Regions from separate parts of the Mus musculus genome. Here region 2 is linked to region 1. A link is a loop called in an ENCODE intact Hi-C map of the cell type or tissue named here. Cell type or tissue: left cerebral cortex. All regions are shown on one strand. Links, peaks and the distances in the headings refer to the core of each region. The heading gives the core; the rest is flanking DNA.

Region 1 (12,237 bases), core at 2,737-10,736:
TTTGAATCTCATCTTACATGATTTTTGTCTCATCTTCTGTTTTGATATATTGTCTATAAGCCAGTCGGTCACATTAAAATTTGTACCTCCAGTCTAAACTTGTCCTTGATAAGTGAGCTCAGACTTAATTATCTTTCCTTCCTTTAAGAAAATCAATTCAAAATCTCACTCAGCTACTACAAACAACTCAAAAGTAGAAGTCACCAGTTCAGTACTCTGCAAGCTAAAAAGAAAGCAAATCCTCTTTTGCCTAATGCACTGTCCAGTGGTGACTAGAACAGGGTAACTCTGCTCAAAGTTTCTTTAGAGAGGAAGAAAAAGGTAGTAGACAGATGTCACTGCGGTCCTTCTGGGGCAGCAGCTGTGGAAGGCTACGTGCTGGCCCCTGTGCAAGCTCCTTCCACATTTTGGCCCTTTGGAGGAGTGTTCTTTTGACTGTTGTTTATGTCCTTGGGTGACTTTTTCTTGACCATGTGTGAAATATAGGAGTCACTGGAGAGTACTTCGATTCCTAACTGCCTTCCAGACGGGCTTCCTTAGGCAGCCCTTACCATCTTATAAGTCAATTAATTCCCTTTAATAAATCTCTGAATGCTATCTAGCTAACCAGGTAGTTGCCAATCATGTATAAATCCACTTCTCTGATTAATTCCTGACTGATAATCATTCAAAACTATTATTTCCAATGTCCTCAAGCAGTCAGGAAAAAAGGGAGAAGGGCCAGAAGACTAGATGTACAAAGAAAAGTGTGTGCAAATGTTGGGTGGCCACAGTTTGAAATCAACAAGTTTAGACTGGAGATACCAATTTTAAGGTGACTGACTGGCTTATAGACAACATAACAAAACAGAAGAGACAAAAATCACGTAAGATCAAATTAAAAACAAGACCCAAAAGAAGCAGTAAATCATCAAAGGATGTGCAGTGAGGTGTGTAGAGGGAAGCAAGACCAACAAAAGACTAGCTAGTAAATATAGAAACCAGAGGGAAAGAAGGAAAGGGCAAAGTTCTCTGAAGACTTGGCAATTCATATTAAAAAAAAAAAAACAGTAGGAGAGAAATTTACAAAATAATCAAACCCTGTATCCAAAAAGTGTACCAAGTTTTCTCTGGGAACCAGAATACTTACTACCAAAAGAAAAACTCTAGAAAATCTTTATATATGGGGTCAAGGAAGGTCTCTTGTGTGGAGTGTCCTATGAGTCATAAAATAATAGTACATTTTACTAAGCAAAATACTGTTTTTATACTGTGAAAACAAAGAGAATATATGGAATGACATAAAGAATACTTATAAACAGCACCAACAAATCACCAAGAAAAAAGCCCAGTATAAAGAAATCAAACATGAAATTCTCAAAAACAATCTAAGCAAAAACATAAAACCAGTCAATGTTGACAGTTATGAAGATAAAAATACTATTTTTAGGGCTGGTGAGATGGCTCAGAGGGTAAGAACACTCAACTGCATTTCCGAAGGTCCTGAGTTCAAATCCTAGCAACCACATGGTGGCTCACAACCATCCATAAGGAGATCTGACTCCCTCTTCTGAAGTGTCTGAAGACAGTTACAGTGTACTTACATATAATAAATAAACAAATCTTAAAAAAAAATACTATTTTTAGCCAGGCAGTGGTGGCACACACCTTTGATCCCAGCACTGCGGAGGCAGAGGCAGGGGGATCTCTAGAGTTGGAGGCCAGCCTAGCCTACAGAGCAATTTCTAGGACAACCACCAACTCCCCAAAAAAGAGAAAAAAAGAAAATCCCATCTAGGGGACTTCTCATGCACTTCTGACTATAAGCTTGGGCAATTAAACTAAGAATTAGAATCCAATTTAAAAAATAGTTTGTATGGGTACAATATAAATAGGTACAAATAAATTCTTTAAGATATGATGTTCCAAACATTTTCCAGATTAAGTAGCTAATAAGGGGCTGGAGAGATGGCTCAGCAGTTAAGAGCACACTGGCTGTTCTTCCAGAGGTCTTGAGTTCAATTCCCAGCAACCACATGGTGGTGGCTCACAACCATCTGTAATGGAATCTGATGTCCTCCATTGGTGTGTCTGAAGACAGCGACAGTGTTCTCATACATAAGATAAATAAATCTAAAAACAAAAGTAGATAATAAGGAATATTTATGTAATATTCATACTTGAAATTTGGCTTCATGAAAATCAAACGGTTAAGACTCTTAAGACTTATAGGACACATACTACTGTACTGTAGAAGACATAAAAAAGCAAAGCCAAGGTTCTGCCTTCAGACCTAATAGTCCTAATACTCTAGATATAAACTGCTAGGTCACTTAAAGGTAAAGATTCACAAGAAAAGAAAGAGAGGGCACTACTTCTCCTGATAGGCCTTCTGTTACCACTGACTTCCTCTGAAGCAGTTTATACAAGTTAGACCGAAATAAAGGGATGCCAGATTAACATCATTCTGGGTATCTAATAAAAAGCTAGATATAAGCTACAAGTCTATGGGAAAAGTTAAAAAGAAAATCCAAACCAAAATAAATGATTACATAAACCTTATCCAGATTCCAGGTCAAAACCTCTATTTTAAAGGAAATATCTTTCTTTTAGCATAATAAAAAATGAGTGATAAACGAATGAGCATGTTTGGAATCAAACCGAGGTTAAATCCTGCTATGACACTCATTAGATATACATCCTTCACAAAGTCACGTAAACCTCTTTTAAACTAGTATCTCTGCCTGTAAAATCAATGTCTCAAAACTCAGTGGCTGACTGGGGGTGAGGAGGTCAGAGGACTCCTTGTGGGAGTCAGTTCTCTCCGTTCTCTCCTTTCTATCATGGGAGTTCCAGGCTTCACAGCAAACTGGTCCTGGCGCAAAAGTTTTATACTTCTGAAACTCATTCCTTAAACAGAATATATAACCATTAAACCTCATTCTTACACTTTTCCCAACCTCTCTTTACTCATTGGTACATTTTTTAATGTACATGTCTTTTAAAAACATTGTTTATCATTGCTTGCTCAATGCAGACTAAAACATACCCAGTGGGAACTCATTTTTGAATAATGAAATAAACATGGTGACACCTACTTCATAGCGTTATGGAGATGTAAAATGAGAAAACATGAAAACTATTAACTCCTTTCACTTTCTTAACTGCTGTAAAGTAGGATCTATTATCCCCATTTATATATAAGAAAATGAGCTAGAGAGGTTAAGTAACTGATCCAAGACCACAACACCAGTGAGTGATGGGTCAAAAAACTGAATACAAACTCCACATACAGTCCATGCTCAGAACCATTAGTTAAGTCTTCATACACAATGGGCACTCAAGTACTATTTTTTTAAGTATGTTAGAATATTAGAGGCATAAAGCACCTATTAGACATTCAATAGCCAATGATGATTAGTTTAACTTGTTTTCTCTCGCTAGGCAAGTTTCATAACTCACAGTAATTAAGAAATTAAAAGACACTGCTGGGCATAATGGTGTATCTTTTAATCTTGGTGAGTTCAGGGCCAGCCTGGTCTACAGCGTGAGCTGTAGGACAGAAAGAGCTATACAGTGAGACCCTGTCTTCAAAACAAAACAAAACTGGTGGTGTTGGGGTGGGGGGTGGGGGGTTGACGGTGTCCAAACATCAGCTATTCACAGGCTAAGGAAGACAAGAAAGGAAGAAGGAACTCCATTCATGAGTCCCTAAATGAATTCTGGATTCTCCCTAAAACTGATACTAGTTGACGGAACAGATCTGTATGCTGTCCCCCCCCCCCCTTTTTTTCTTTTTGATCAAGTCCTTTTCAAATAGAAGATAAGGAAATAATTAAGAGAGAAATTCTTCAAAGGTTATCCATTTTAAAAATAATGCTACATTAGTTGAAGAAACAGAACTGGGGAAACAGTACAGGCAAGGTTCTCTGGCCTATTCTGATCTCATGTATTTACAACAGTGGAGCCTAGCATCTTTCCATTAAAAACAAAAGAAATGAAACAAGAAATTAGTGTCCAGAGTCTTAATGATAGTTTCCCCTTCTCCCTCATCCTCAACCCTACCTCTTTTACAGATGCAAGTCTCCTGGCCTTGCAGATCCTCAGTACTGTCAACACTAATTCACTGGCCCTCATTGTCTAAAGTTCTTCACTAAGTTTCTTTCTTATTTAAAATAAAAAAGCACATCTTTTTCCTCAAATATAGGTGGAATTCTGATCGACTCTCACCATACTTATATTTTATTCTTTTCTCTTCAACAACATTGCTCTTGAACTTAAAAGTTCTATCATTAACATTTCCTCCCTTTGAATTGTGCTTCAGAGAAAGCTGCCTTCCACTCATATCCCAAAGTGTGTTCAATAGAATGCAATATTATTTCTGAAATGAAGTATAAACTCTTCCAATTCTACCTTTTTCTTGTAAATATTTAGTTCAATCCAATGTACAACGTGTTTCTATGTTGGGAAATATATTTTGTTCCTTACTAGTCAGTAGCCCATTGAAAGCTGAGCAAATTAGACTTTCAACTTAGAGGTAAAGTCTTGTGCCAAAAGAAGGGAAGAGAGGAAAAGTTTTCAATCTTCTGCACGCTTTCCAGGTACAGCTGAGGCTATACGAGCATCAAAACCATTCCATCCAATCGGAGATACTTTGGAGATACCTACTCTAAAGGATAAATAGGGCTTGCAACTAGGTACTAAAACTTACAAATAAAGCTCTTACTTAAATCCATGTTCTCTCCCATTTTTCCTCTTTCACCAGACATAGGATGTCCAGCTAACATTTCTTTTTGTCATGTTGTCATCCTTCAACATCTTCAAGTGAGACACCGCAGAAGTATACACTTTCAGATGCTCTCCTAACCTTTTGATGATTTTTACAGGAGAATTAGTTCAAGGATCAGATTATCTGCATTTGTAAACTGTGTAGGCCAAAATAATTTTGGGGAAAAAAAAAGTACACTTCCCAAGTCCTGAAAATTAAACTTCTGAAGACATGTAAAGACAGTGAAAGAGAAAAGAAACTATTGCACAACCCAACCCGCCCACCTGACTCCAAGTTGCAGCACACAGCTCAGAGCTTCACCCCTTCACTCTGATCACAGCATGCAGGCCAGTCCTTTCTATCATGCCCATTTCTCATCATGTGTTACAGACATTTCTTTAATGGCTCAGCTTTCTTATTACATATATTTCACCCAACAAATGACAAACCTATTGCTTTACTTGTGAAGATGGCAGTGCAAAACACAGTAAGGATCAACACTGTCTTAGCTGGTCAAAGTACATATTGTACATATTCTCAGATGAAAAACTCAGACCTACAAAAGGAACATACCCACATGCTTCAAGCCATCTATACAACTTGAGGAAATATCAGGTCATGGACAAAACTACCTAGGGAGGTGCAGTTTGTAGCAGAATTCTTCTTTAAGTATTACATTAAGTATACGGCCTTGTTCCAAACCAGAGCTTAATGTTAGAAAACTTAAAATCTTACTACTGGTGGTTTACTCACAGTTGCTAAACCTGAAATTCAGCACCAGTTTTTGAAATAGGTCAGAAGGGAGACAAAATGTACAGATGTCACTGAGTCTCTAAAAACTTTGATTCCTACTTTTGCAACTATCAGACACTATCCTCCAGTATCCTTTAAACCTTGCTGCCCTTATTTTTAAAATAAAGAGGCTGAGCTGCAGAGGAAAAGTCTTTCCCACTTCTGAGAACTATAAAGCTGGCCAATTCTAAGTACCAAAACAGAAAAGGATTCCATCACGTCCTTCTCATCATTGTTTCAATATTAAAGTTTTGCTTTCTCTTTTGTGTTTGTTTGATTTAAGGGTGTCTAGGGCCTTAGGCCTGCTAGACACTAAGCCTTGCCTACATTGCTTACAATGAAGCCTGAGCAACACGCTGTCCAGAATCAATCAATAAGCAAGTACAAACTACCCATACACATTTACCACAATAGGCCCAATAGAAATAACAGAAGGGACAAGTTTGGAGGTATATATATTCCTACTCTTAGAACTTTTTTCTACGATGTAGCTTCATCTAAGGTTAGGGAAAAAATGTTTGTCTTATTGCTAACAGGTGAGCCTCAAGTCTCTTTCCAAGGTCTCTACATAAACAGAACCTGGATGGGAAAGAAGAAATCAAATTAACTCAAAAGCAGCCTTTTACCAGGCTCTAGTGTGGCACGCAGTATTTCTGGATAATTCAATTAGTCTTCTCTTTAGAATCAACTTTTACAGCTTCTTTCCCTCTGCTGCCTCGAGTTACTATTTCCTCCATATTTGGGTGTTTAAAGCTTCCATTTCCTAATATTGACAAAAGGGTTTGTTCTAAAAGAACTAACAACTGGTAGGTCATAGTTTGCTATCAGTATGGTTCATTAAGCTTTTGGGTTAAAAGGAATAAGGTCCTACAACGCCGCCTGTCTGTAGACCCAGGAAAAACTATAAGGAGTTATGAAACCAGATCACTAGAACATAAGGCCTCCCTATCCCAATCACAACCATGCCCGGGTGCAAAACAGACACTTCATCCCTGCTTACTTTACAATAGATAAATAAATAAAGTTAATTAAATAAAAGCGGGGTATGGTTTGATTATTTCTTATTAAGGGAGAACCCGATGGATTATTACACATACACGCAGAGCACCTAACAATTTTTACGTACTAAGTCACTTGTAAACGCATATGGAGGGATAGAAGATCGGCTCATCCATAAATCTTTCACAAATCGAGGAAGCGAAGAGTACTTCAGCAGCCACGAGTTTAGAGAGAGAGAGAGAGAGAGAGAGAGAGAAAGAGAAAAGAAAAAGCCCTGCAGCAAAACAGTATGGAAAAGTACAGCCTCTCACGTGTCTCTCCCAGATACAAATACTTAGCTCCGAGTCCATTACAATCTTACCGCCCCTCCACAACTGCTCCCGGCCACCTTCCACTGACAGAAAACTACCAAGCTCGCAGTCGGTCCCCCGGAGACTCTCCTACCTATTATCTTACCCCTCCCGCTTTAGCTCCGCCCCCGCCCCGGGAATGAGGTGGCCTTACTGGCCCCAGAGAGACCACCCTTCGGCCCCAAAGTGCCACCCGGGAATCCGACCAATCAATCCCTCCACCCTTCACCCTGCGAAGCAGCATCCTCGGCTAGCCAGCTTCTCGGCAACTCCGTGCACTCTCCGGTCCTCCCACCCCCACGTGTCAGCTACCCTCCCCCACGTCCCCACACCTCACGACTCAGGCCGAGCAAAGAAAGGGGGCAGCCGAAAGCCCGGTCCCTCAGGGCAGATCGTAAGCCCCGAGGGCTCGGTCCCACCGCGAGTCCCCTCCCACCTTAGGCCCTCCACGGTCCCTTCCGCCCTCCTCGAGGTGAAACCAGGCCCTTGCCTCAGAAACCTCCTCTTCCTCGTCGTCGTCGTCCTCCTCTTCCTCGCTGTTGTTGCTGCTGGTGCCGCCGCCTCCTCCTCCTCCTCCACCGCCACCGCCGCCGCTGTTGTCGCTGTCGCTGCTGCTTTCGCTGCTGCTCGGGGGTCGGCAAGTCCGGTTCCGCTTGGCCTTGTGGTGCGGCGGCTGCTGCTGCTGCTGTTGCTGCGGTGGCTTCTTCTTCAGGAGCAGGTCGCAGACTCGCACCATCCCACGAGGAGAAGAGGCCGGGCGAGCCCCGCCGCCGACCTCCGCCGCCGCCGCCGCGGGGGGGGCCGCCACTGCCGCCGCCGCCGGGGGACTCCCTTCTCCCTCAGCCGCCGCCGGAACCGTCGCCTTCTCCATCCCCGCGGGAAGAGGGGGTGGGGGACGCGGACGGGGGAGGGGCGTGGGGGGGCTCCGCTCTACCGCGACTTCGGTCGCGCCGGGGCCGACACAGCGCTCCGGGCCGCCGCCGCCGCCACCGCCTCGGTCACCTCTACTGCCGCCGCCGCCGCCGCCGCTCCGCCAGCTCTCACCTCGTCTCGCGATACTAAGGGCGGGGAGCTTGGCGGAGGGAGGGAGAGAGGGAGGGAGGGAAGGGAGGGAGGGAGAGAGAGCGGGAGGGCTGAGGGGGGGCGAGGCGGAGCGCGAACGCCGTGCCCGGGAAAGCCGAGCAGGCGTCCGGAAGGAGCCGCCGGGGGAGTGCGCCTGGAGTGGCTTCCTCTGGGGAGACCGAGTCTGAGCGGGGACCGCAAGCAGGGACCGCGGGCGGGCGGGCGGGCGAGCGAATGAACGAGCGAGCGAGCAAGCGGGCGGGCGAACGAGCGCCTGGGTGGCTTGTCTTCTCCGCGCTACTTCCCCCACACACACAGCCCTGCAGCCCTCCCTCCTTCCTTCCTGGCTTCGTATTAGAACGCAGCCGCAGGCGGAAGCGCGGGTGACGCCATCAGCCGGCGCCGCGGCGGCCGCGCGAGCGCGGAGCCCTGCCTGCCTCTCCCAAGTGCAGACTCCAGGGCCGGGGAGTGGGCTCCCCCGCGAGCGAGCGAGCGATCGAGCGTGCGTGCGTGGGCGCAGGGAAGCAGAGGCAGTGGGATGGCGAGCAGTGGGGCCCGGGCTAAGTCGGGGGCGAGCGCAGAAGCGCGGGGGAAGCTGGGCGAGCGCGAGGCCTGGCCCCTCAGATCCGGGAGGTGGGGCCTCGCCCCGGACCTCCTGGATGGACTTTTCCTGCCTGGCCATTTTCTCCACCGCCTAAGCCAGAGAGCATTGGATCTTCCGAGAGAACTTCGTGAGAGGAGAGAGACTGAAGTCAGGTCCAAAAGAAAACTGTTTCCCCTCCACCATCCCTTGGAGCGATCACGTCCTCACTTAGAAAACTCTTGTCCGAGTTTGAGTCTCGGGTCCTAGGCTTCCTAAATCTGACTATTTTGTACACCTTTGTAATGTGCAGGAACGGAATCTAGTGATTTTTAAGACTATACACTTCCGAAGAGGTGGGTGTGGGAGCTGGGCCATCATCGTATGCATTTCTCGGTCTGGATTCTGAGATCATTTTGAGTACTTAGAAAACTTGCAGACCGATTGAAATGTAGCTTTCTTCTTCAAACAGACGTCTCCAGTGTAGCCCAGGCTAGCCTTGAACTGGCGATCTTCCTGAGATTATATGGGTCTGTACACCACCGTGTCATGTTTATGTAGCTTATTGAACTCAGAATTAGCCATTTCTGGGCTAGTACGAGTAGTGACATAAGGAAAATAAAGCAAACATCAAAGACAGATGTACTGGCACAAGATAAAAAAGTCCCTCAACTGACAAAGTTACCATTTTAAGACTTCTAAGTTTAGCTGAGTGCCTGATTTATTTTATTTATTTTTTAATTTTTTTTTTTTTTTGCATTTTCTTTTTAGTACTGGCATACCATATGAAATGTGGGCAGTTGCCAGTACACTACGGAGTACCACAGACGAATTGGTGATGACTAAATCAATTCATTGAGGCAAAACTTCATGTGTCTACTGTGTGTGTTATCTCTGAAATCAGAGTCTGTGTTTCCAGGGGCTTCTCTGTGTGTAATAGTAAATATACAAAATGCTAAACATCTGCCTAAAGCTGAGTTCCAGTATACAACATAATACAGAACACTATTGTGTATCTGATAGCCATGGATTTGGACTGTATGGTTTCAGCGGGATCTTGTCCATTTTCTGTATTCTTCAGCACCTTTGTCTCACTTTCCACCTCCATACCTTTTGCAATCTTTGAGTGCCAGCCCCGTTTTATTATACGACTGACTAACAGTTTCACAAGAAGACTGAGGCCATTGACTGCAAATTCCTTCAATTTTCCAAATGCTAGAGATGGGCTGATCTTTTCTCAGTATGGAGAGAATGACAGAACTCCTTGCCCTCATGCAAGGTCAGTCAACTCTCCAACTATATTCTGGTTTCAGTGTCTCTCTTTGGCCTGTTTTTTGTTTTTCTGATTTCAGTCCTTCACAAAGTTTGGCTCCCTTTTGTAACTTACTCAGGTTCATTCCTTCATAGTTGTACATTATGTATGAAATGCAACTTCGTTATTTGGAAAAAGTTCTTGCTTTGCTGTATAGAAATGAAAGATAATCTTTGGGGGTTTGTCAGGTAAATCCAAACTATTAGGATAGTCAAGTCCCCTGGAATGATTTGTATCTATTTTTGAATATATTTTACTTAGTAAATTTTTACATATTTTCTCCCTTTGTCAGCCTTGTAGCCAAAACTGGCTGGCCATGTATTAGGCACACCAATAAACTAAACCTCATGTGTTTTCATGTGATTGTGTCCAGGTGATTGAATTCTAGGAAATAAAGTGCGTGTTGGTAGTATGCTCAGTTTCAGGCCAAATGGGAGTCCTACTGAATTCATGTTCCACCCTCTTGATACCAGTGAAATGCCATGTGATCTTGAAACTATTTGTTGCTGTTATCAGAATCTGAAGAGAGAGTTTGAGAGGCTGATCCTGTCTCAACATCCCAAGTGCTCAGATTGCAGACGTGAACCACCACACACAGCTTCAGATTACATTTTGACTCCCTAACTTTACCTGGTGCTTCAAGTATTAAACATCTATTATTAAAGTTTCCAAGAGAGTCCCAGTATAAGAATTCCCTTCTGTTGCCTAATTTCCAAGTAGTTGGGCGGGGGTGGGGGAGAGTACAAATGAAGGCCAAAAATATCACCATATTAATGATAGGAGGAAATTGCCTGAGGTAGCATATTCATCACCAATAAGGATATAAAAGCAGGGCTGAGAGGTGGCTCAGTAGTTAAGAGCACATACTGCTCTTATACAGAAACTGAAGTTCAATTCCCAGTGCCCATGTTAGGTGGCTCATGACCACCTGTAATTACAAACACCTCTGGAAAAAGGCAGAAACAACTAAAAATAAGTCTTAAAACATTCAAATAATTACATATATATGAAAACTGAATATATATACATACATATGTATGTGTATATATATGTGTGTGTGTATGTGCGTGTATATATACATATATGTGTATATATTCAAGTATGTTGCCTCCAAAACTGAGGGAAATTTATATTTCCAGTCCCCAGCAATGCTTGACAAAGACAGCATGGAGGAATGAAAGAATTTGATCTCTGGACAGCCTTATTATGTGATTAGAAACAGCTTAAATCACACATTCTTCACAGATTTATTAATTATTCTACTCACTTGCCTCTGCAAATGTAGAAAAAGACCAGGAATGAATCATGGTTCTTTTACAGAAAGCAAGATCTCAACGAGGTTTCCCACCAGTATCATTGACCATTTTCATTTCCCATCATAAACATTGGGCTATTTATCTCTCTAATCACTCTTACTAAGTGTTTCATACATCTTTCTTCTGCCTGGGTCAGGGCTCACACTTCAGGAGTTCCACATCAGTCCACACCTTTTCCCTAACTTTTATTTTGCTTCTATATTTTCAGTTCCACCAACCATGCTTAAGGCTAACATGCAGCCTTTATTCCTAACTTCATTAAGATCCAGAACTACCAGTGGATACTAGAATGTGTAAGCCAATATTTTTCTGAGCTTTCAGTATAATCTAAGCATACTCAAGGTTACTAAGTCATACCCACCCTGTCCTAGCTAGTTTTATTGTCAGCTTGACACAAGCTAGAGTCAGAGACGAGGGATCCTCAACTAAGAAAATGTCTGCATAAGATCTGACTGTTAGGCATTTTCTTAACTAGTGATGGGTGGTGATGCCCCTGAGCTGGTGGTTGTGGGTTCCAGAAGAAAGCAGGCTGAGGAAGCCATGGAAGCAAGCCAGTAAGCAGCACCCTTCCATGGCTTCTGCATCAGCTCCCTCCTCCAGGTTCCTGGCCTGCTTGAGTTCCTGTCCTGACTTCTCTCAGTGATGAATTGTGTTGTAGAAGTGTAAGCTAAATAAACCCTCTCTTTCCCAGGTTTCTTTGCCCATAATGCTACATCACAGCAATAGAAACCTTTTTTTTTTTTCATTGTTAATTAGCCTTTTTGTTGTTGGGGTTTTGTTTTGTTTTAACTGAAGGTCCTTACTGGTCCTGCTTCCCCTGTGAATGGCCAAAATCAAGGGAAAGGGGAGGGCAGCCAGCTGGTGCAGGGAGGGTCATAGACAAGCACCAAGTCACTATTGTGGTTAGAAGTTGGCAGCATGGGATGGGGAGGGATGAAGAGTAGGGGTGTCATTAAAGAAAAAATGCAGGCTCCCCCCAAACTGAGTGCCTAGGATGGGACTTGGTCTGCTTCAACCTAAGAGGAATCAGAAGATCAAAAGCGGTTTGGGAAGGCCAGAACTGTCAAGAATGCACCCCT
Region 2 (12,237 bases), core at 2,444-10,443, 140 kb after region 1:
TTCTATATTTGAAGTTCCTCTTATTTTTAACTAAAAATAATATTCATTTATTTTACTATTGTCATGTTGTTAGAAGGCCAAAAGGAATGTGTATCTATAAAACAATGATTATATAAAAAGAGGAAAATTTCTATTATCTTGGGGCCAAACTTTTCATGAAATAAAAGAGTGAAATTCACTTAACCTAAAACAAGATAGGAAAGATAAATCAGTGCATAACCTTTTTACTTTTAAAATAATTATATCTCCCACACAGAATGTGTGCTACCAACAGATATAAGTTTAAAGCCCTTCACCCTAAAAGCTACCAAAGAAACTCCTCCCATCAGACTGAGAGGAAATACACTGAACGCGTATGGGGATCTGTCCTAATTTACTGGTCTCATTTTGGACACTAGGAACCTTTACACACTAGTTCCCGTGGAGTTAGATAGTCGCCTTTCATTAACAATAAAAGATTTTCTTTTCTCAGCTATCTGTGTTTCTGGATGAAATTTGTCATGAGACGGAACTCTCTAACAAGTATGGACTCTCAGGCTGCTGCAGCCAAAGTGGAGTGGAAAGACATCAGTGTCTGCTGGCACGCAAGAAGACTGCTCCGGCCTCTGTCCCACCCTTCCAGTTTCCAGAACCTGCCGAGAGTTGCAAAGCACATGAAGAAAACAGGGCAGTGTTCATGAACAGGTAAGGACCATCCTTGGGCATCCAGTGGGCAGCCAGTGTTTCTGCAGTCCACATGTGCACTCCAAAGTGTATACAAGTAGGGAATATAGCCAGAGTATGTCTGCTGAGGTCTGTGCAGGGGCTTTTGTTAGACACACACTGTGAGATGCAGAACACACCGCATGCAGACTCAGCCTCTGATCCGTCAGCCTCCGGAAACATAGCTCTTTCTCACCTTTAATGTTTTGATTTTTGCTATGCACAAAAGTGCATCAGGATCGCAAAGAATGACTCCTGAGAGCCAAGTGTTCATGTACACCCACGAAACTGATAATTAAGACCATGCAGTCAGCTTCTGGGATAAATGTGCTTGTCACAAATGCTTGCGGGCTTTGATATCACCCTCTACCCTTCCTTTCACCTTTAAAATAGTTCATTTTATTTTTGAAACAAGGTCCTAGAGGACCAGGTTGGTCTTGAACTAAGTATGCATTAAGGGTGGGTTTGAGCTTCTTATCCTCCTGTCTCTACCTTACAGGTGCCAAGGGGACAGGCATATACATACATGCATACATACAACATATATTTACATGTCTATCTGTCTATACTGATAGACATACTGAGAGACAGAGACAGAGAGGACACCTTAGGGTAGTCATCGAACTCTTCACTGATAAAGATTTGAGCTGTCTTACGTAGAAGCTAGCCTGGCTGATTCCCTGATATGTCTGACAGGCTTACTGAAAAAGACATCTCAGAAGGAATCATAGCGTCATTGTTTGTTTTCATAAAAGACTCTGGATTAACGGATTGGATCTTTTTTTTCTCCTGAGGCTGACATGTAGGAACGTTTTGACAGCTTTTGAAAAAAGCCTGCACATTTTCCCGTAACAGCACAGTAGAGAAAAAGTCCATTGGACCCTGTTGCCTTTGTGGTTGGTTACCCCATTCATTAAATAAATTCCAGAGCTTAGTTCAGGGAGGTGGCAGTCCCTTCATCTGTTACATGTTTGCAAATCTCCAAGTGTTGTCCATTCCACAGGTTCATCTATGAAGTGTCAAGGAGGAACCCCTTCATGTATGCCCCAGCCATTCTGTCCTTGGCTGCTCAGTACGACAAGGTCGTTCTGGCATGCTGCAAAGCTGACAACAAGGAGGAGTGCTTCCAGACAAAGGTGGTATCTTTGTGAAGCTATCTGAAGCTAAATGGGGTTTAGCCATGGCTTGGGAAAACAGAATTAAAGGCAGAAATGTGCCTCCTGTGGGAAATACCATCTTCTTTCTCATCCTAGATGAAAGTCATTTTTACTTGATCTTTTCAATTATCGATGAAATTTCATTTTCTATTTATAGTTAGAAACAATACTCCATAATAGTAAGGTATAACTTTAGGCCGAAGTAAAAATGTATTTGGATCAGCATTTACTGAATCTTTAAAGAGAGCAGAGATAACAGCAATGCATGTACCCAGAGGAGGTGATTTAGTGCTTATAAGCCCATTAGAGTGATAGGATTGTCCCTCTCTCCTTCAGAGCAGAAAACAATGTTGATACAGAGTAACCAGCCTTTCGGTAATTGACAAGTGGAAAACATACTACAAGTTCAACCAGAGCCAAGGAAGCTGGAAATTAGTGGGGTTGCTAATGTGTCCGCAAAATGGAGCATATTCCCCACTTCTGGCTTGTTTTATTTTGCCTTTTGAGGCAGACTCTTGTTATATAGCCCCAACTGGGCCCAAACTCCTAAGAATTATGACGGTAGTGCAATTCTTTTTTTTTTTTTTTCTTGTCTTTTCCTTTCTTTTTAACTGAGCAGGAGCCAACAGGCTTTACCCCACCTGGAGACTGGACAGGTGCAGCTGTCCATGTGGTCCCAGTATCAAAATGATGACGTATTGGTTTGAAGATGTTTAAGAGATCTCAGGCATGCATACATAAGAATTAATCTAAAAGTCATGAAAATAGAATGACATGCCTAAACGTCCTGAGCTCTAAGTTTAGTAGAAGCTATTTTATACTTTCCTGTGTCATCTGTACTGAGCGTTTCTAGTTCTTAGATCTGAAGAGAGAATGAATGGGTTTTCTAAACACCTCACTTCTTCTGCATCTAGAGAGCATCCATTGCAAAGGAATTAAGAGAAGGAAGCATGTTAAATGAGCATGTATGTTCAGTGATAAGAAAATTTGGATCCCGAAACCTCCAGGCAACGTAAGTATAAGCGTCTAAGGAGGCAATGTGATGTGCTCAATGTCAATGTCACTCCTCCAGAGTAAAGCCTCCTTTGGGAGGCAGACTCTGATTAGAATCATGAGATCTAAGGATCAGAACAGAACTAGCAGATCAGCCTGCTATTTATGAAAGTCTCACTGGCATGGTATTCAAGGAAGAGTTTTTAAGTAAGTTTTTATTGTTTGTTCTAGACACTTCAGTTTCTGTCCACACTCAAATTATACTGCCCCATTAGACCATATTTCCCCAGCTCTTCTACAAAGTAGATCAAGCTTTATGGAGAGGCATCTCCGACTTGCAGCCTAATAAGAAATCCTTCTTGTTAACCAGGCTTCCCAATCAACCCCATTGTGTCAATTGTTGTTTCTCGGTAAAATATTCCCCTGAGGCAACAACTTTAGAAGTCAGTGACAGGTGGGCAGAGGTCCTTAGTGCCTGGAAGCCTAGGTATTGTGCACAGCCAAGATCCAATGCACATTTCAGCCCTGTAGTTTCTTCCAAAGACTGGTTTCACCTTTCTTCTGGAAGAGGTCAGACTTATGCTACAATTACCTCCCAATTCTATTAGAAACTTAGTCATCAATTCATATGGCGCCTTAAATATTTGTCTTAATAGTAAAATAGAAATGGGAGGACACAATGACAGCAATGGCATCATGTATCTGTTAGCAAGAAAAGCCACACACGCCACAATGATTCCCAAGTTATCAGTAACAAAGACTCAATCCTTTATTCAAGGAAGCAGGGTCTTTGCACAGGCACCTCTTCCCATGAATTCTGGCAGCTTTGTTTTATACTTCCTTCTGCTGTGGTCTGATGCCTTGAAGCAGAATCTGGTAGTTCAGGCTGGACTTGAGCTCCCGATTCTCCTGCCTCCACTTCTGGTTTGCTGGAATTGTAGCCGAGTGCTTCTGTGTCTGCAACAAACGCTCAGGATCAGGGCTCAACAAGAAAGGGCGACATTTAGCTTGAGTTCCTAGAAAGTCTTCAGGAAGCTACAAATGACTTCCAAATTACTTGAGCACCCAGTCCCCCAGTCTACAGAGCTTGTGCCTGGTGGAGCAGAAGCTGACGAGACCTAAGATGTGTTTCCGTCTCTTTTAAAAGAACACATTTCTGTTCTTTCCCGCTGGAGGTAACTCCCCAGATCCTCTACAGACAATGCGATTTCATCCTGATAAACAAGATAATTTTTTTTTAAATGATCCTCTTCCAGAACCATTATTAAGCTAAGTCAAAAGTTAACTGAAGCAAATTTTACTGAGATTCAGAAGCTGGCCCTGGATGTGGCTCACATCCACGAGGAGTGTTGCCAAGGAAACTCGCTGGAGTGTCTGCAGGATGGGGTAGGAGTCTCCCTCTCTCCCTTTTTGTCTCAATTAATGTTTCACTATGCCTGGCTTGGCTGGGGTGCAGTGAACTTACAGACTTTCGAAGAGTAAAATTTGAGCTACGTCATGATTGCTTTGGGGTCTCACCTCAGGCATTAGCAATATCTGATCCCTTTCATGAGACTACGAGACATTCAGTTCTTATTTGACTGAGAGACTGAGTCTCTCCCACTAGCTAGCTAGCTGCTGGTTTACAGTGAGGGCCACTTGCCGGGAAAACTTATAAACTGACATCAAAGAATGTATAGTTTAACTGGAGAGATAAAACAATTGGCCTTCTTGAAGTTATAGACTGTCTTTTGTTTACCATTGTCTCTACAGGGCAATGTGTGGCACATTGAAGGGTTCTGTCATAGTTTAATGACAGACTTATAAGTAAAAATAATGCAAGAAACTGTTGCAAGAGAGAAAATGTCTATTTATTACTAAGCAGAGGTATAAATAAAGGGATCTAAAAGAATTAAATTCCTTTATTTAACAGATTATATAAGAACTGGTGATATAGATGATGTGGCTAATTTGGGTTAACTCTGAGCTTTCTAGATATTGAATGAGAGGCCTGTATATACCAAATTACTCCTCCTTTCATCCCTGTGACACCAAGGACTACCTTTTTTTTTTTTTTTTAAATCTCTCTTGTTAAAGGCTCAAATGATGTTGGAAAAAGGGACAGAAAAGACTCACTTCAATATACTCAGTGTCATTCGTTCTTTGTAGAGGTAGTCAGGGAAGTCAGCAGGTGACAGGGCTCCCAGGGGGCAGACTGGATCCTCCAGGACAGATGGCACCCCTGCTGTGAGGAGTGGTGAATCCTGAAGCACGGACTTGATTACTTTTTCCCTCATGCACATTAGGAATTCATCAGCCCCTTAGGAGTACTGGCAAAAAACGATTTTGTTTTTCTTTGAGGTCAGTTTTCTTGGTTTGTAATTGACAATTTTATTGATTTTATTTTTCTAGTTAAAAAAATAGCTTTTAACTTTTGGAGCTTGTCGCTATTTTTTCATTGAGAGTGGAAAAATAATTTCAGTGCTTTACAGGAAGGCTTTAACAACTGAATAATAGCTTTCAAGGGTCACTGTAAGAATGCACATCCCTGAGCAGAGACAACGTGGTGTACAGGATTTTGCACAGCCAGTTCGTCTTCTAGAGTGCCCTCTGGCGGGCAGAGTGGGTCACTGCAGATCCCTCTGATCAAGATGGAAGGAAGGGAAAGCTAGCAAGGTTAGAATGTCAGAGGTGAATATTGCACATTGGAACGTTTCAATAACAGTAAAAAGCTGCTGTCTTGTTTAAACAACACATTTCCTTCTCATCTTGAAGACGTTTACTAAAATAGAAGGCAGGACTTAGATGAAAGCTGTGCGAAGAGGACTCGAACAAGTCGGAAAGCAATGAGGAAGAGCAAAAATGAGCAAAATAAAAAGGGAAAGATAGGTAAAAACAGAAGAGTGATGAGGCGAGATATCTCATTGACCCTGATCCTCCTTTTCATCTCGCCATTGATTTCTTCTCCCACTTCCTTTCCGGGCTCTAAGTTCCTACCTTAGAGGATAAACCTTTGAGATTTATATTACATATTATTATATTGTATTATATTATATATTATATTATTTACTTTACCCATTGCAGGAAAAAGTCATGACATATATATGTTCTCAACAAAATATTCTGTCAAGCAAAATAGCAGAGTGCTGCAAATTACCCATGATCCAACTAGGCTTCTGCATAATTCACGCAGAGAATGGCGTCAAACCTGAAGGCTTATCTCTAAATCCAAGCCAGTTTTTGGGAGACAGAAATTTTGCCCAATTTTCTTCAGAGGAAAAAATCATGTTCATGGCAAGGTAACATGCCCTGTAAATGTATATTTGCAATGATAAAGACCATGAAGTGATGGGGGGTGGGGGCTATAGTTTTTTAGCTCAACTGAGGCTGGCTGTCTAGATGCCGTGACACCCAGGAGATGTAAGCATAGAACTTGTAGCTAGGAATGAGATCTACTGTAACGTGATGAAGTTCCCACAATTACCACTATTAATTGGCTGGCTTATGAATCTATATTTTGTTTTATGCCATTCTGTTTCAATATCTCATATGAAAACCACCACGAACTTTCAAAGATAATTTGTATATTTTGTAATAAGGAGGGCATAGGCTGCCAAGTTGGCTCAGTCAGTGGGTAAGCACCACACAAACTCGACTACCTAAGTTCAACTCAAGGAAACTGATGTGGAGTGATTGAGCCAATTTCTAAAAGTGGTCCTTGACAACACGTGCGTGCTGTGGCAAACATGCCCCCTCTAGTAGTAATAGATAAATAAAATTAAATTTAAAAATAAGAAGTGCTCAAGCTCATGAATATAATGATACACACTATAATACACACTTCAGAAAAAAATAAACATTCCCCTAAATATAGCTCAATAGATAGTGCCAGATAACAGTTCTTTCACTGAAACAGATTGCTTGATATGTATAGAATTTTTAAGAAATGAAAACCTGTTTAGAGACATTTGTACAAAAGAAGTTTTCTGTACTATAGTCAGCAGGCATGTATTCATTCTATTGGCCTTTAAGGGAAGCCAACAGTCAAGTTAACACCTTCCCCTTTCTTGGATGTTTCTATGCACTCTATTAGAAGAGAGATTTGTGCAGCTCTTAGGACCTCATGCCTAATGGGTTCCGAGGGCTTTTCCTAAGCTAAGCGCCTGATGCTAATGCAGCAATCAAAGTAATGGCTCAATCTTCTCGCCAGTATTCCCAAAAGCTGTGGCTCTTTGGCTGCACTAAAATCAGGTATTCACATGTCATTTGTACTGCTAAATAAAGTTAGGCAAACTAAAACAAAGACTAGATTTAGGAGGAACATCTAGGTGTTTTGTTGGTGGTAGAAGTCAAGACTACCTACATCTACAAACTTAGAGCACAATTCATCTTAAAGAGTGATCTCTACACTTACATATGCATACACATATAAAAGAGCTAACAGTTGGCTTCATAGCAACAGGCCTTCAGTGGAGAGAATGTTTGCAGGAGACATTTTCTCAGCTGAGAACAGGCTTCCACCAAGCCTGTATCCCCCTCTGTTACTCACAAGTCTGCTGCCCTAGCCCTCAGTCAAAGGAGCTGTTCTTGACCGCAAGCTGAATTAGTGTCCCTTCGTCTTTGGGTGTCGCCTCTTTTCCTGCCCTCGTCTTTCTTATTTTTCTTCATTGATTTATCACTATCAAAGAGAGATGACCCATTTAAGCTTGCGTCTGTCTCCTTAAGAGAGGGGAGGGGAGGTCTTTTCTCTTACATGGCATTAGCTCTTCACTGTTTAAAGCATACCGTACACTCTGAAAGCATATTTGTTGGATAAATGAATGGAAATCTTGCCACTGAAAAGCCATAGCGAGACACAAAACAAAGGGGTATATTTGTATTGTTCTTCTTTAATTAAAAATAATTTCACATGCATGCATGCATACATAAGTTTATACCTAGGTTCTGTATATGAGAGAAAACATGCAGTTTGTCTGAGCCTGGCTTATTCACTTAATGACTTCCAGTTCCATGTATTTTCTGGCAAATGTCATGATTTCAGGAAAGGACATTTTACTGGGTGATTTGAGGGACTGCCTTAATAGTTTTGCTGTTCACAGAATTCAAATTATGTTTGCTTTTCTGCTTCACTTACTGTTTGACTTTTAATGTCTGTATGCTCTGACTGCTATATAGGAATGCTTAGGGAGTTAGTTAATAGTGTAACGTTGTCTTAGTTCTAACAACATGATATTTTTCCTACATATTTAAGCTTTCTTCATGAATACTCAAGAACTCACCCCAACCTTCCTGTCTCAGTCATTCTAAGAATTGCTAAAACGTACCAGGAAATATTGGAGAAGTGTTCCCAGTCTGGAAATCTACCTGGATGTCAGGACAATCTGGTAGGTGGTACTAGAATTTGGGGGATAATCTGTAAACTGCATTGATAGTAGTCTTTGGAAATACAGTTTGTAGGCCAGTGAGTGAGAAGGCTCAGTAGGTAAAGGCGCCTGTTGTGCGAGCCTGGGGACCTGAGCCGGATCCTTGGGTACCATGTAAAGGGAGAAGAAAAAGAACTGCACTCCACAGAGTTGGAGTAGGACCCACACATGCCCTTTGGCAGTGCTCCCCACTGGATAATGAAAAAAAATTAAACATACTAGTTAAGTAGTAATTAGCTAGTTATACTTAGCTAGTTATAAACTAGTAGTCTCAAAATTAATGAGTTATCCTAACTAGCAACCAATGGCTTATGTAAGAAATAAAAATGTTAGTTAAAAGCATTATGGTGAATAGAATAGAGATGCTATTCACCTTTGCCAGCTTCAGGAAGGCAAAATCTCCTGTCCAGTGGCTATATCCTCAAGAGTTCATTTGTTTTCATTCTTAAAAGTCACGCATTATCATCTTCAATATTTCATAAAGGCTTCTAAGATTGGTTTTATAATATAATAAGATCCTGGCATATAGAAAATTGTGTGTCTGAGACGAAAGAATAATGCATGTAATAATGTCGGTATTTTTAGGAAGAAGAATTGCAGAAACACATCGAGGAGAGCCAGGCACTGTCCAAGCAAAGCTGCGCTCTCTACCAGACCTTAGGAGACTACAAATTACAAAATCTGTATGTTTTTTTTGAAATGTTTTCAGTAAATTAAAATTATTAATAGGTGAAGGAAGCATAAATTTAAAGTCTCAAGGCACCAGGCACTGCTACTCTTTCTTCTATTCCCAATTGGATCAAAGTCAGTATAAATGTGACTACGTGATTTCTCCAAAGTTATCCCCCATTAAATATTAACAAGAACAGCCCATGAAGTCTGATGTTTTAAATTGACTTCGGGTTCCCCAAACCCTGTAGATTTTTGCAGAAGAGCTATCCATTCTGCTCTTGATCTGTCAAGGTTCCAACACCCAAAGTACACGGTTGAAATCAAGGAAGAGCTAAGGTTGGGAGGAAAGCAGTCTTCTTCCCACGTAGTGACACGTGAGAGAGATGGAGGTGGGGTATGTGGAGTGATTGGCAGAATAAACACTTCTCATTGTGGGGCCACATGACTCATGCCTTCTGACACCGGAAGTAGGTCCTAGAGAAGGAGGAAGGGGTGAACACTCACGATGACGAGGTAAAAATGTTTCTTCAAGGTTCCTTATTGGTTACACGAGGAAAGCCCCTCAGCTGACCTCAGCAGAGCTGATCGACCTCACCGGGAAGATGGTGAGCATTGCCTCCACGTGCTGCCAGCTCAGCGAGGAGAAATGGTCCGGCTGTGGTGAGGGAATGGTGAGTGGAGAACTGTGTGGAGGTGGTGTTCCTTGGTTTCTTCAGTAAGTTCAGGTGGAGGGTGTGTGGGAGACCTGTCTCTCAGTGGTTTGCCTTTGGCCAGGCGTTCTGTCCTTCTCAAATGGTTAGGGGCAAACACAGAGGGATTATTCAACAATGTAAAGGCAAACTTTATACATAGGAAGAATAACACCCAACATATTATCCAACTTATTGCTTCTTATTCTCTAAATTCTCACTCTTATATTGGAAAGTAAAAGAAAAAAAAAAGAAAAATTCACTTCTAAGAGATTGCAATTAGTCATCTTATTTTAGCCACACTTAAGAGTTCTGCATTTTGCAGACCAGTCGAATCATTATAGTGCTATTTGGGGTAGTTTGTTCCCAAGCAAAGTACAGGAGTAAGATTCGTGCTCTGGATAGTCACCCCCTTAATCTTCACGTCACACTGAGAGGGGAGCTTCTGCCACTAAGCTTGAACTGTTTGCATTTGACATTTGAGAATAAAAAAAAAAATACCAATTTGTAGAGTGACTTGTCTTAGATTAGGGAATCCAAGGATGCACCCAGTCATAGCTCGAGAGTCGTAAGCTCACAAGCACCACAACAATCATTAAGATTTATAACTTGGTGTTTATAACTTGGTTATCTTTGAAGTATGGGGGATTGGGAGGATCTATATGAAAAGGATCTATATGAAAGCTTTAAGCACACACACATTTATTTTCTACTAGTTTTGTGTGTGTGTATACGTGTATATATAGAAAGTTGCAAAGGTAGATTTTCCCTATTCTAGCTTTCAGAAAGGAGTTCTCTGTATCAAAATGCAAATGCAGGGGTTGAAGGGATGGCTTAGGCAGTTAAAAGAATGTCCTGCTCTTGTTGAGGACCGGAGTTTGGACCTTCGCACCCACTGAAAATGTCTCTCAAACACCTATTACTCCAGTTCCATAGAGAGGTGATGTCTCTGGCTTCCACAGGTACCCAACTCTCATCTGTACATACCAGCCCCTAGTTATACATAATTTAAAATAACATAGATATTTAAACAAAAGCAAAACTCAACCAGATACACACAGAAAATGAGCTCAAAAAATTGATTTCTACTCATAAAGATGGAAATGGTTTTTCCCTTTTGAAAGTCTGTCTACAATCAGAAGCATATTTCAAAAAGCTAAAGGTCTTTTCACAACACCACATCTGCCAACATCTATCATTACACACTAAGTTTTATCCCAAGCAAATGGGTAAACAGCACAGTCCTTAACAAATCGTTACTAAGGTGATAGTACAGCATAGAAAAGTTTCCCGTAGCATTAGTGATAAGCTCCTAGACTTTGGGAGCCACCGCATGAAATTTCTGAAAACGTGAGCCAACTTCGGTGGCTAATTTTGTCTGCCTGCTTCCTTCTTTTTCATTCTTTTTAACCAGGCCGACATTTTCATTGGACATTTGTGTATAAGGAATGAAGCAAGCCCTGTGAACTCTGGTATCAGCCACTGCTGCAACTCTTCGTATTCCAACAGGAGGCTATGCATCACCAGTTTTCTGAGGGATGAAACCTATGCCCCTCCCCCATTCTCTGAGGATAAATTCATCTTCCACAAGGATCTGTGCCAAGCTCAGGGCAAAGCCCTACAGACCATGAAACAAGAGTAAGACATTGTTATTTTGAGCTGAGACTCCTGCCTTACATGTTGAGAACTTCTGGGTTCAGTAGAACATTGCTGCCCTTGAAATACTCAACACTATCTTTAAAATTAGTTCTGTTTCAGTTTTTACACAGCCTTATGTGGGAAGTTAGTTTGAAAAAAATCCACGGAGGCAGACAATTTTCTGGTTATGAAAAATTCTCTCTGTCATAACAATTGCAATATATTTGTGAGTAGGAGGAAAATGGACAATATATTTAGAAAAATTAGAAAAGATCTTTGTAGTGAGTCAGGATACTTCTAATGATAGGAAATGAGTGATTGCATCTATAAGCAGTATAATTATACCTGACTCAACTATGTTGTTGTTTTAAAAAAAGGAAATAAACACACATTCGCGAGGGGAGACATTCTGTAATGGTAATGGGGTGAAGCCAGGGGAACTTATATTCTTAAATATCCATGTATTTTAATTTAAATGAAATGCTCACTGGCTTTGTACATGAGCTTCCTGCATTGGGAGATCTATTCTCCCAGTTTTCTTCACCCCAGGCAGAGGCGAGTTTCAAGAGATAATAAGAATGGTACTTCCTTTCCCAAGCTTGCTTATGGCCTTGCCAAATTTAAACCCAACACATGATCACCGATCACCGCTAAGAGAGTATTACAGGCAGCCAGTGCTCCTTCGGTTAAGCTATGATGCTGGCGGGTGTCAGCATCTTGACATCTGGGCTTGTGGGTATGCCTAACCGCACTGCAGAGGAGCCAAGAGGCAAGGATAATGTAGGTAATCAAGACAGAGAGCACAGTTCCCTCTCCATAAAGGCACACAGAGTCCTGACATAGTGATTCCTCTGTAACCTGCACCAGGGCAGGCCAGCGGCGTGGTGTGCTTCAGGCTGAGAAGTGTAAGGGCTAACCTTGGCACGGAGCGGAAGGAGAGGCAGCTGAGGATGGCTGCTAGGGTTCTGAAAACGCTCTACTAAA

The links. Peaks named below come from ENCODE experiments on the same cell type or tissue, not always from the same donor. Only the 100,000 strongest peaks of a DNase experiment are listed, where the experiment ranks them.
Region 2: a loop joins it to region 1, with 25 times the contacts of the local background. A loop is called at or near these places in 2 of 42 quality-filtered maps.

What each region holds. Positions count from the first base shown.
Region 1 is chr5:90,358,289-90,370,525 of GRCm38, forward strand. Ankrd17 (ankyrin repeat domain 17) reads right to left here and starts at 7,897. Exons shown (of 34, transcript NM_030886.2): 1 at 7,379-7,897. The coding sequence starts at 7,759. It overlaps Gm9958 (predicted gene 9958), which reads left to right and starts at 8,709. Exons shown (of 1, transcript NR_045618.1): 1 at 8,709-10,200. In left cerebral cortex, for the core only: a CTCF peak has its summit at 6,424; DNase peaks (open chromatin) are centred at 6,435, 6,999, 7,193, 7,467 and 4 more places; H3K4me3 peaks cover 4,202 bases; H3K27ac peaks cover 3,174 bases.
Region 2 is chr5:90,495,492-90,507,728 of GRCm38, forward strand. Afp (alpha fetoprotein) reads left to right here. Exons shown (of 15, transcript NM_007423.4): 4 at 473-684; 5 at 1,706-1,838; 6 at 2,774-2,871; 7 at 4,109-4,238; 8 at 5,916-6,130; 9 at 8,083-8,215; 10 at 8,840-8,937; 11 at 9,459-9,597; 12 at 11,030-11,253. Among named protein-coding and RNA genes, the nearest start is that of Afp, 11 kb to the left of the region's middle. In left cerebral cortex, for the core only: a CTCF peak has its summit at 5,446 (motif pointing left); DNase peaks (open chromatin) are centred at 4,228 and 5,442.